Linked DNA regions of Homo sapiens: region 2 is linked to region 1. Evidence: chromatin contacts called from ENCODE Hi-C or POLR2A ChIA-PET data. All regions are on one chromosome and are shown on one strand. Each heading gives the region's core, a stretch centred on a gene start or an enhancer-like site at or near the end of the contact. The rest is flanking DNA. Distances are from core to core; before and after follow the strand shown. Region 1 overlaps ZNF516 (zinc finger protein 516). Region 2 overlaps ZNF516 (zinc finger protein 516).

Region 1 (6,334 bases), core at 1,737-4,236:
TCATTTGCAAACTGAGGTAATTGGTAGTTGGAACTGAAGCAAGTATTTAAACCTGTAGCTTTTACAGTAAGAGAGATGCTAACTTTCGAAGATACACATTGTTAAGGGACCCAGGGCCTCATTTATGCCTCACGGAACCTGAGTGGTGCAGACTTATCCTGAATCAGAAACCCTGAACTCTGTTGAGGACATGCTGCATTTTGAGCCGGTTTCTCTATGCAGTTGAAGTGAGAGAGATGCAATTTGCAGTAAGCTTGTATTTAGAAGCATTCTTTCCTGGGCAGGAGGTAACTTGGTTCAAACAGCAAAACAGGCTCTTTCCACGGCTGTTTCCCCGAGAACCCCGACTCCTCCACTGCAGCCGTTGCACTTCAGAACCCACCTCCGCAGAATCCAACGGAGAGGCAGGTTCTGCATGGCCACCGCTGAGAGCTGGCTGTGCCCTCTTTGCACCCCCTTGATCATGGAATATACATCCACTTACTTACAGTCTAAGGCGATGGCTCAGAGGCGTGCACTTAGTGGTTGGAAAATTCACATCTAGTAAAGTTAGATGGGTGTCAAAGCCACAGCCGGGCTTGCCGTGACAACCGTCAGTGCCAGGCCATTGTCACACACATGAGCTGGCCAGAGAATAAGTGCTCTGGGAACACTCACGCCTTATCAGTTCTGTTCTGTTAAGAGCTCTTCTCAGCTAGCTCTAAACTACTATTTTCTTTTTCTTTTCTTTTTTCCTCTTTTCTTTTTCTTTTTTTGAGACGGAGTCTTGCTCTGTTGCCCACGCTGCTGGAGTGCAATGGGGCGATCCTGGCTCACTGCAACCTTCACTTCTTGGGTTCGTACAATTCTGCTGCCTCAGCCTCTCCAGTGGCTGGGACTGCAGGCATGTACCACTACACTTGGCTAATTTTTGTATTTTTAGTAGAAATGGGGTTTCACCAGGTTGGCCAGGCTGCTCTTGAACTCCTGACCTCAGGTGATCTGCCCACCTCGGCCTCCCAAAGTGCTGAGATTACAGGCGTGAGCCACCGCATCCAGTGTAAACTACTATTTTTTTGTATTAGAACCCAGAGCTGATCCATTGTGGTGAGACATTTAAGAATGTGTGGTGTCTGTGTGTGCACACACGTATCACTTGATTTGAAAAATAGATTAAAAGCCAGATTCTCTATGTGTTTAATATCACATAGTTGGTGCGAACATGATTGGCCCATTCTTCTCATGACTTATGTCATTTTAAGAAATTTAAGACCAAATTTTAGAATTTATTGGTTTATCTTTCACATAATTATTCTTAATTGAGCCTTTAAACAACTACAGTGCTAATGAAGTAGGTAACCTTCTTCGGGTGAAGAAAGTTAAAGAAAACCTGAAAAGAGAATTTTGATCGACAGTAGTATGTAGATTCAAATAGCAGTTTGTGGTTTACTGTGTAACTCTTGAAAATCACCAGAGACACGAAAACTGTGTACATTCAGCATTGCCTGTATTGCCAGCTGGTATACATAGTGACAGAGGGCATTTGTTCTGTGATCAGCTAAATTGTAAGACATTATATTACATTTTAGGGATGAAAACCCTTAAAATAAACTGAAACCCAGCTGAGGAAAATAACACGTGGAACTGGTATCCCAACTTTAAATAAGATTATTTTTCAGTGAAATCGTACTTCAGGATATGCTAGTATGCTGTTCAAGAAAGTAGGAAAATGGCTTGTTTCAGAATAAGTAGGCTTTTTTAAACAACTGGATTGTAAACAATTGGTAATGCTGAAAGCCAAACAACAATGAAGGATTTCACTAATTTAATGTAAATACATAGGAATCTATATATGTACATGTTAGTCTTTAAAATTCTGTAAGAAATACAGTTTTAAAGTGAAGTTTTTGAGTAAGGGTAAAAGATAATGTTTTGATGGCCTAAGAATTTCTCAAGAATAAAACTTTTTGTTCCAATGTTTGTTTAAAAAAAGTGACATGAAATTTCTTGAACTGTTTAGTAATCAGACAAACTGCTTAAATATTGTATCAGTTTGAAAAAACATTTAACGAAACCTTTTAAATAAGCAGATGTTCACTAGTCTTGAATACATAAGAACTGTGTGAAGACTTGGGACATTTTTGTTCATGAGGTTTCGTGAAGATTTTTCTTGTTCACCAATATTATTGGCTTTTACGTCATCATTTAAAGACCTGTTTCAATTTTAGTTTTATACAGTCACATTGAACCCCTGCCCAAAGTGGGTTAGATGAAGAAAACATATATCTTAGCATAAAATCAGTTCCGGTGGGAGGAAACCGTGGCAGCCCAGATATTTGGGGGTGGGCGTTAAGGTGTGCTGAGGTATTCGAGGGGATGAAATTGAACCAGTCATGACATAATTTTTTTTTTGAAACAAAAAATGTACTTTATCTTATTAATATAGTCATATAAAGTGAATGTAGTTGGTTGATTGATAATGGGATTGCATGGGAAACCTGGATCCTTTTCTCTTCCTTAGTCCTAGCATCTTTCTATCGATTGATTGATTGAACAGACGTCTGTTGGGTGTGGTGCTGCTAGGCAAGATGAACGATACCCTCTCCCTGCTGCCTAGGAGCCTGGCGTCCGCCAGAGAAGGATTTTAGATATGTGTAATTTATATATAATTTTAAAGTCATGTAGTAGTAGAATTTAACTGCTAAATTCTACTTAAAGTTCTTCCACTACATTTTTATTGTTTTGGCAAGGTTTGCAGGATTGAATTAGTCACTAAGGAGAGAGAGAGTGTGGTCAACTTTAAAGCCACAGAAAATCTTTTTTAAAAAATGGGAATAAACCGTATGGCATTTTCAGCAGTACGTCCTGTTTCCAAATAATAGCACTTCGTTTCTGCCTCCGCTTCCCGCTTCCTCACAGAGGCCTTGGTTTCAGCATTACCTTGGCAGGTGCAGTGTCTCATGTCTAAGGAGAAGTGGGCCTCTGAGCAGGGCTCACTGTGGGCCGCGGTGGCGTGCAGTGATGCTAGGTTCTGGTAGGTTCCGGGTAGGTTATGGCGGGACTCAGAGGTGGGCGAGGTGGAGGGAGGATGCCACACTCAGCCCGGTGTCCCGGGACATTGAGGGAAGAAAGACTAGAAAGAAGACCCGGAGTTCTTTGGGAGAGGAGAGGACTCAGTGGGACCATGGAATCCCTGGTTGCCCAAAACTGTGTCCAGACAAAATCTTGAGAGGAAAAGAGTCCAGGAGCTGCCTCAGTTGCTGTTGGTCACTTTGTCACGTGGGGCCACATCTTGGCAACGACTTGACTTCCTGCTTCCACATCAGGAGGCACGGTGTGTCCTTATCCTCCGGCCTCCCCTCCCTTCCTCTATTACCCAGTGCATTGCAGTCCTTGAGGAAGAAATGAGGTCAGTCTCCATGGCCATTGTCTTCCTAAGGCTGGCCCTGCTGATCGCCAGGTGGGTTCGTAGAGTGTGTGGGCTCCCGTCGGTCCCCAGGTGAGTGGAGGCAGTGTTTGGGGTCACGCCTGTGTGCAGTAGGACTAAGCTAAGAGTAGGAATGGCCCTCCCAGGAGGGGAGGAGAGCCTTGGGCTGGAGTGGCCCACCCAGAGTCAGGGCTGTTTTCAGGTTTTCCTGTTTCAGGCCGTCCCTTTGGGTGCCGTGTACGTCCCCTCTGTCCCCAGTGAGGAAGGAGAGCATCGCCAGGGTGTTCTCCCCTGGAAGTGCAGCAGCAGTCAGCACGGCGACCTTCGCTGGTCTTGGTCCCGGACTTAGGAATGCAGCCTCATCAGGGAGCTGTGAATCATTAGTGCCGCTTCCTCTGAAAATAGTTTTTGACATTCAGCTGCAACAATGCCACTATTTACCATCTACATGGTGGTCTCTGGGCTGCTCTTGCATTTTGCCGAGGTCATTAAAAAATCTGGAATACACACCCACACGGTCTTGGAGAGGATACGTTTTATGATCTGGGATCATCTCGGGTTGACTCCTTTGAATGTTCAGATGTTTTTATTTTAAGAGTATTTTAAGGTTAAGATGACCTATGTGCTTTGCTAGTTTTCTTATCTAAGTATGTGATAATAAAAAGTGGTATTTTAAATATTTTAAAAACTGCTTTATGCTGGAGGGGTGGTACACGTTTTCAGGCACTGTCTCCCCACTGCCTGAGTGCAGAGGGCTCCTGGCAGAGACTGTCCCATCCACCTCCTCATTTTGTGGATGAAAAAGGAAGGTCAAGATGAGGTTTCAGGTCTTTGGAGCCTTCTGAGCCCTCTCCGTAGTCAAGCGGTAATTTTAGGACTTGTTGAGTTTGATGCTTTGGGCTTTTGTGTTTCAGAAGTTTTTTGTGGTGTTTTCAACACATCCTTCCATGCTTTTGGCGTATTTTGTAACTTTTAAGTATTTTATAGTTTTAATTTTGCTTTGTTCCCCACCTTTGCTGCTCTCCTCTGAATGCCATGGAATAGTGTCTTGTCTATTAACTCTGATGTCAGTGATCCTAAGTGAAGAATCCAACCTTAGAATTACCTGTGGTTAAGAAATATTTTTGTTGAAGCCGCGACTTGCTGAAATGCTTGGAAATGTTCTTGTCTCCAGTGCAGGATGTTCAGTGGAACTGAGTGTATTTTGGAGGCTGTTGATGTAGAATCTGCACTGTGTGTAGCTGGGGTGCAGTGAGGCATTTTGTCTCTGGGGTATTGCGAAAGGTACACGACACCCATTTCATCCAGAATGACAGGATTGTGACACTCAAGGCTGCACAGTCCTTCGTGAGTAGCCCCTGGCCATGAGAGGCTACGTGTTGAACAGGGCAGATTTAGAGACCGTTTCCATCCCGGAGGAGGACCTGTTAGACAGTCCTGACCTCAGGGATTCCATGTGCTTTTCAGTTGTCTTAAGAACACAGCTTCTGAAAATGGAAGCATTTCATAGCAGCAAAGCTGTGTTAGAATTCTAGCTGGTCTTTTATTTCTTTAATCTGAAAGTTTTATCTGCTTTTAGGACATGCAAGTTCTTCTCATTGATATATTGAAAGGCAGACTGAGCACACTGTTGTGTATTCATTTAGAAAGTTGAGTGTGTAGGTGTTTGCTCTTTGATGTGTTTAATTGGCTATAACCTGAGATCTTGAAAAACTCCCCCGGGAGATTGCTGCTGATTGGATGTGTGTTGCGTGTTGTGGCTGCATGGTGAACACTAGGAGGTGAGGAAGAATCCTGTGGTAAAATTTCTCTTTTTCTCCTCCAGCCGACTCTCAAGTCTCCCACAAGTGAATGGTTTATTTTCTTTGATTCCCAAAATAAATTTGCAAGGGGAAGATTTCCATTCTACCAAAACAAATTGAAATTTTTAAAAATCATAGGGTTTTTCCTCCCCAAAAGCAAATTTTACCTGTCAGAGTTCAGTGTAGTTAGAAAAGCGTCTCGGTACCTGAAGCAGGAATGCAGGCTGTGTAGGGAACTGCGGAACCACTGCGCGAGCTTCGGGACCTGTTCGAGGCAAGGCCTCCTCCAGTGGCTCCAGAAAGTGACAGAATGACAGAATCAACCCATCTCAGGAGCTGTTTTCTTTGTGCTGAAAGGAAGAAGCCACAGTCAAAACCGCTTCTTGAGACCTTGGAAGCCAGAGAATGGATACCTGAAGCCCTGACCCGAGAATCAGGAAGCTCTATCAAGAAGCTCTCACTTTTGCCACTATTTTGTGACAACCAGGGGCCTGGAGAAGGAACCCAGCTGTGGCGAGCCCTCATACTTCCCTGTCCTTGCCAGCCAGCACTGGCAGCTGGGAGCCTCCTGTATTAGTCCGTTTTTAACGCTGCTAACAAAGACATACCCAAGACTGGGTGATTTATAAAGGAAAGAGGCTTAGTGGACTCATAGCTCCCCATGGCTGGGGAGGCCTCACAATGATGGTGGAAGATGAAGGAAGAGCAAAGGCACATCTTACATGGCGGTGGGCAAGAGAGTGTGTGCAAGGGAACTCCCCTTCATAAAAACCATCAGATCTCGTGAAACTTACTACCATGAGAACAGTGTGGGGGAAACTGCCCCCATGATTCAGTTATCTCCACCTGGCCCCACCCTTGACACATGGGGATTACTACAATTCAAGGTGAGATTTGGGTGGGGACACAGCCAAACCATACCACCTCTAATGTCTGGATCTCACTGGTGCCTCCAATTTGGGGACATGTAATTTGTAGCAAAGCCTAGCTGCAAGGCAGTCTGGGAAATGCAGCTCTCTCGGTTTTCCACCATCTCCAGCTACAGGGAGGGTGGGCTCATGGTGAAGTAGCAAATCCAGAGAGCCCAGCACAGATGTGAAGAGTTATCCAGACTGGCCACTGAGCA
Region 2 (6,334 bases), core at 2,301-4,800, 64 kb before region 1:
CCCAGCATTTTGGGAGGCCGAGGTGGGCGGATCACTTGAGGTCAGGAGTTTGAGACCAGCCTGGCCAACATGGCAAAACCCCATCTCTACTAAAAATACAAAATTAACTGAGCGTGGTGGCGGGTGCCTGTAATCCCAGCTACTTGGGAGACTGAGGCAGGAGAATTGCTTCAATCCGGGAGATGGAGGTTGTAGTGAGCTGAGATCACACCACTGCACTCCAGTCTGGGCGACAGAGCAAGACTCCGTCTCAAAAAAAAAAATATATGTGTGTGTGTGTGTGTGTGTGTGTGTGTGTATGTGTATATGTGTGTGTGTATATATATGTAAAAACCAGCCTTAGCTCACTGGCTGTACAAAAACAGGTGGTGGGAAGAGTTTGGCCCGCGGGCCTGTAGTTCGCTAACCCAGCATTCAAGGGCAGTTTTGCCCAAGAGAAGTACCATGCACGCTATGTCTATCACTTTACGTTTTCTAGTGATCACATCGAGAGGTAAAAGGAAACACGTAAAATTAATGTTAATGATAGTTTTATTTAATCCAGTATATCCAAAATCCAAAATGTTAAACGTGTAGATGACAAGAATTACTACTAAGTTTTTTTTTGTTCTTTTTTTTTTTTTTTTTTTTTTTACACAAAATCTTCAGTGCCCCATGTGCATTTTACCTTCCCAGCCCATCCCAGTTTGGGCCAGCCCCACTTGGCAGCCTTATAGGATGGCATAGCTCTAGGGGCGCCCCGCCACAAACCGCCGCCTGGTGCCAGGGTTGAGTTAGAAATCTCCAGGCAGGTTCCTCTGTTTCTGATTTCTGCTATTTGTTTTCAAACCAGGACACTAAGGGGGAAGGTACATTGCTTTAAAACTGTCTCTGGGGGATCCCAGCAGTTTAAGGGGAAAGGGCTCTTTTTTAATAACCTCAGGCCCTGTCCCAAGTGCCACAGTGGTGAAGTGTCAGGGTCCTGGGTGTGGAGGGGAGGCGTCTCTTCGGGAGACCACAGGGCAGCCAGGAGGCCAAGGGCCTGACCCTGCCAATGTCTGCCCCTCTGCACACTCTTGCAACAGAGGGCCCCTGTATTGGTATTTCCCATGTTCCCTGCACCCAGGTCTCCACTGGTGCAGCATTTGATAACTCAGATTTATTAGCTTCAGCATTGTGGGTCTGCAGGAAGGAATCTTGGTGTGGCTGTGAATCTAGTTCCACATGTGGTGTGACTTCTGGCCCGTTACGAACGCCTGTGCGTCTTCCCTCCATCTGTGGGATGAAAGGGGAAGCCAGCCTGCCCCAGGGGTTAGGAGAGGACCGTGCCCCAGGGACACCTTTGGACAATGGGGAGCTGGAACCCTGTGCAAAGGATCACTCACAGAGCAGGCAGAATTGCAGATGCAGACTGACTTGCCGGGAGAATTTCAGAAAACAGAAGGAAATCATGATGGATTGAGTTTATTCTTTTCCCGAACAATTTCTGTTGTGGTTTGCTGAGAGAATGTGGCCCGTGTTCACAGGGACGTTCTGTTCTTTAGCAGCAAGAGCTGGAACGACTGTTGACCATTTTACCTGCCCTGTAGGTCCAAGTCAAGGCCCCTTTTATTCAAACATCCCGAAGTCATGTGACTCTTAAGATCGCACCAATGGACTTGGTGGACAGACTGAGGTATCCTGATGATGATTGTTCCAGGTCTGTTCTGAGAAGGAACAAAAAGGTTTTCTCTTCCCCAGTGGATCTTTTTTTTTTTTGGACAGAATCTCACTCTTGTCACCCAGGCTGGAGTGCAGTGGCATGATCTCGGCTCACTGCAACCTTCGCCTCCCAGGTTCAAATGATTCTTGTGCCTCAGTCTCCCGAGTAGCTGGGATTACAGGCGCACACAACCATGCCCAGCTAATTTTTGTATTTTTAGTGGAGATGGGGTTTTGCCATGTTGGCCAGGCTGGTCTTGAACTCCTGACCTCAAGGGATCTGCCTGTTTCGGCCTCTTACAGTGCCGGGATTACAGGTCTGAGCCACCATGCCCAGCCCCACAGTGGATCTCTTAAGTGAAAAGCTGCAAATGTAAGCATTTTAATAAACTTTGATACAGAACTGAGAGTGTACTGAAAGTGTGTTTGAAATGCACTCATTTTTCTGCTTTGCTAGAAAAAGTTTTTCTGCTTTTGAAGTTTTGGATCATGAATGTATATATATTCTCTATGTCATCTAATAATAATTTTACATTCAGCCTATAAACTGTAAGGGATTTGTTATTCCTATTTTTTGTAGATTAAAAAATTGTTTATTTTAGAAAAGAGATAATTGTGATATAATTCATTTAGGTAGATGTTATTTGTATTGTATATTAAACCTTAAACCTTTTTTTTCATAATTTGCTGCATTTTAGTTTTGCCAACCTCTCAATATAAACAAGTTTACAAAACCTAGAAACTCTTAACTTTGCTTAGGGTTGAGGAATACCTGGAGTGAAAACCCCAGACAAAGTTGATTTATTTCATACATCATTATTGTACTGGTAGAATAGCAACAAATGCCCTTCCTGTTGAAGAATGAATATTTTATTGAGATGATGGTTTTACATACCTCTCCTCTCCGCAGTCTTCATCGATGAATTTGTCACTCTCTTTATGAATCTGTCACTCTCTCATTTGTCCTGAAAATCTGAAATATAGTTGTTGGAGTAGAAGTTAGTACACTTTCTGCTCTCCACCAGAGTTTACAAAAACACTTTAAGTTAGGGGCTTTTCACTTAGGAGATCCATTCGTGGGAAAGATAACCTCCTTTTCCCTTCAGAATAGATCTGGAACAAAGTGTATTTCATCAGCTGTTTTTAAGTAGGTCATTTACATATAATAATTAAAAAATGGATAACAATACTGGTTCAGAAAAGCTGTTTCTCAGAAGGAAGAGTGAAGTAACTCAAAGCAAACCAAACTCCTTTAAGAAGATGCTTCTTAAAGCATCTTCTTAAAGGAGATGAGAATTAAATGCAGTGTAATGAGTTTGCATTCCTTCGTTTCAGCAGGTTTTTTTGTGTTGTTTGTGTCTTATTCCCATGCTATTGGGAATTACAGTGAGATAAAAAGGAACCCTTTACAGTGGGTCATTTTGTGAGTGCTTGAGAATGTGTGGGGTGGTTTGGAAGCCAAGTGGAAGGGAAAATGTAGGGGATTTAAAGTATAAAATTGCAAGAGAATCACATTTTGTTGGTGTATTTAAAAGTGCCACAAAGAAAGCACAAAAACCTGACCTTGTTTTTCCCCGGACAGAACGAATCTCGCCTTTTGTCCCATGTGTCTCAAGACTGCTGTCCAACTCAGTTTTGTCACATTTTCAAGGCTAAGGCAGAGTTAAATTGCTTCCTCATTGTGGGGCTGGGTCCCGTTCTTGGAGGTGACACTTCAGGTTACCTGTTACTCCTGCTTATGGATCTGATGTTCAGAGCAGCAAGTTTATTACTTTCACGGAGGGTCAGTTTTCGTGCTTGCTATATTAGTCACTGAAATGCTTCTTTTGATAGGTCAGATGATATTGAAACAAACTAGAATTCTGTTTCCTGTCTGACTTGTGGAATTGCAGTATCAGTGTTCAGAAAACTTACCAGACTTTTGAACGTAAGATCGACTAGCATTCAAGTAGAATTACAAAGTCCAAACGATATGACTCAGCTGGGATAAAAAGTGCTGTTTTATCTTTTTTCTGTTCCAGTGACTCAGCAAAAACAGTGCTTTGGACATACGGAAATGTAGGCAAACGAATATTTCTGCATAAAGGGAAAATGTAGACCTTTACTTTTAGGACGACTGTTTGTTAGTGGACCAGCCCAAAATTCTTTTCAGAGTTTTGCAAATCCACCTGAGTCTCCACAAGTGCAATTTCATCTGTGGGTTCTTCTCTTGAAAGTGATTTAAGCCTCCGTAGCAAGTCACCCCGCACCGGCATACATCTGGGGGGCTCAAGAGCTTAGGCTGTTTCTATCCAGTCATGTGAAATTTATAGTTGTTCAGTTGCCTACGGTTCACCTAGTCAGGTGGGACCTCAGTATTACAATAAATGAAGGTGTTCTGATTAAAACATCCCTTTCTTAGACAAACCATGACTGGTTTTGGAGGTTAGTGGAAAACTGACACAAAACTACAAGCTTACGTTTAATCGCTTGGCAGAATTTCTTTCATATTCATTTGACCACTGTTTAATATGCTTTAAGATGTCTGAAGTTGGAGCTTAGAATGTACACTGTGTCCTACTTTTAAATGAGAGGAATTCCAGTAGCTAAGACCAATCCTATTCCCTGTCCTGCAACTCCTGGATGTGGACACTTTTTTTGCTGGGAAGTGAATTGATCTGAATGTCATTCTTCCAGGGAATTAATATGAAGCTACCCATTTTAATTACTGAACCAGAATAAAACATTGACAACTGGCACTGAAGGCTTTACTCTTTGTTTATCTTGTATAAGGGGATCAAGATAGACAGAGACACTTTGCTTTTAAGACATATACGGTGATTTTTCACAAAATGGTGTGAACATTTAGCACCTTTCTTTTCATACTATAAAAGGAGATGATGGTTGTGGAACTCACTGCAGATAACTCATTACTTGGTTTTCCAGCCACAAATTTGTGTGGGTAATTTAGTTAGAGCCAAATACTTAGGGCAACATTCTCCTTGCCCAAATTAAACCATTTCTTTTCAGATAATAGTACAAAGTGCATAGTTTATACACGACAAAGTCTTCATCATCTTGGCCATCGAGATATTTACAGTCGAAAGAGGAAATTGCATTTTGAGGAAAAAGTGTGTGAGACGTTTCACAACATGAGAGTAAGTTTATTTTATGGAAGCTACTATTGAGCGCCTGCTCTATGCCAGTCACTGTATTAGGCATTTAAATACATTCGCTTGGTGAATGTAGTAAGATCTTTAAATATATACATTTTAAAGAATTTAAAATGGTACAATGTTCTGTGAGTTTTTCTGCAACTAATTTTTTTTTAATTTTGCGTAACATTTCAGTGTATTTGCTTTAAGGCATGTGTAGGGTGCTGTTGTGTGTACACACCCTCAGTGATTTCCAGATGCCCAGTGCCCAGTGTGGCCAGAGCATGGACCCACTGGCACAGATTTGGTCTGTGAGCAGCCAGCAGGAGGTGCCCGTGTGTGCCAGCTGGCTGCTGCCCTGTGGAGCCGCCTTTCTTTGTCCTGTCTCCTGTTGGACATTTGGGCTGCTATCAGCTTTCTCTTAGCGTGCAGGGAACTTTACTAATATACGAGTTTGTGCACTTGTGGGAATATTTCTCTAGGATAAGTTCCCCGAGGTGGAATTTTGGGGATGGAGGGGCATTTTAATTGACAGATACTGCCAAATTTACCAACAAAGATAAAGTACCATTTTACGTTCCCTGCAAAACTCAGTGCTTTCTCTTTGTCAGTGCTTGATATTATCAGTCGTTTAAGTCTTGGCCAACTTAATAGAGGAAAATACCATTGCATTTAAAAATCGTAAGTGATTATGAGGATTTCTTAATGTTTATTGCTCATTTTATCTCTCTTGTGAATCACCTGTTACTTCGTCACATTATCCAGTGAAGTTATTCATGATTTGTTGATTTATAAGAACATTTTGTTTATTGGGGATAATAGTCTTTTGCTGATGAGTTACAAATATCTCTTTGGGTAACTTGTTTTGTATCTTCCGTCACATATGTTTTCCAGATACAGAAACATTCAGGTAGCCTATATATGAGTTGTTTCTTAAAATGTGTGAAAGATTTCAGGTGTGGACTTGACTCATCTCTCACATTTGGGTAGGTGGAGGAGAGAGCTCTGGTTTCTTGCTTAAATATTGGTCTGTTTACTTTTTTTGTCCCTGAGTGAATTTTGGACAGTTAGATTTTATTAGAAAATTATATTTTTCATCCATATTAACAAGTGTATTAACCTAGAGTTTGAAAAACATTGTATGATTTTTTAAAATTTTCCTTCTGTCTGTGGTTATTAGACCTAATTCCTCCCAACCTCTTTTTTCTTCTTGATTAGGCCAGCTAGTTATTTATCTCATTCATTGGGGTTATCATAGAGCCAATTACTGATTTTGTGTATCAGTTTTACTGTAGTTTTTCTTATTTATTGTTACTCTTTAAAATTCAAATTTAAGGGTTTTATTATATTTTTGTTACTGGTTGAATTGAATATTTTTAATTATTGTAGCAAGTAATTGAATTTTATTTTAGCTTTCTTGTGTACCATAAATTTTGACACTGGTACTTTGAAGAGAGTTTGCAGTTTCACTTTGATTTCTTCTTTGTTTCAGGAGTTGTTACAGAGAGTTTAGAATTTTC

Evidence for each region. A loop is a pair of places that touch in the nucleus more often than their neighbours do. ChIA-PET counts read pairs that join two places held with the same protein, here RNA polymerase II (POLR2A). Pooled maps may share reads with other maps.
Region 2: a loop to region 1 is called in a pooled map, with 2.1 times the contacts of the local background. The contact joins two enhancer-like sites. A Hi-C loop is called at or near these places in 8 of 168 maps with a recorded cell type or tissue (CD14-positive monocyte, Panc1, adrenal gland and 4 more), 3 of 37 single-sample maps with no recorded cell type and 7 of 50 pooled maps. POLR2A ChIA-PET finds 5 or more read pairs at or near these places in 2 of 52 experiments (CD8-positive, alpha-beta T cell and H1).

What each region holds. Positions count from the first base shown.
Region 1 is chr18:76,409,622-76,415,955 of GRCh38, reverse strand. The region is part of intron 3 of ZNF516 (zinc finger protein 516); the gene reads left to right. Among named protein-coding and RNA genes, the nearest start is that of ZNF516-AS1, 79 kb to the left of the region's middle. RefSeq lists enhancers at 3,415-3,975, 4,840-4,919 and silencers at 4,680-4,729, 5,110-5,209. Within about 2 kb of position 2,986, at least 4 of the 41 ENCODE cell types and tissues checked have a DNase peak (open chromatin) inside an H3K27ac peak, as active enhancers do; they include CD14-positive monocyte, where a contact is called at or near this core.
Region 2 is chr18:76,474,459-76,480,792 of GRCh38, reverse strand. All of the region lies in intron 1 of ZNF516 (zinc finger protein 516), which reads left to right. Among named protein-coding and RNA genes, the nearest start is that of ZNF516-AS1, 14 kb to the left of the region's middle. RefSeq lists enhancers at 480-1,050, 1,051-1,622, 2,747-3,946. Within about 2 kb of position 3,550, at least 10 of the 41 ENCODE cell types and tissues checked have a DNase peak (open chromatin) inside an H3K27ac peak, as active enhancers do; they include CD14-positive monocyte, where a contact is called at or near this core.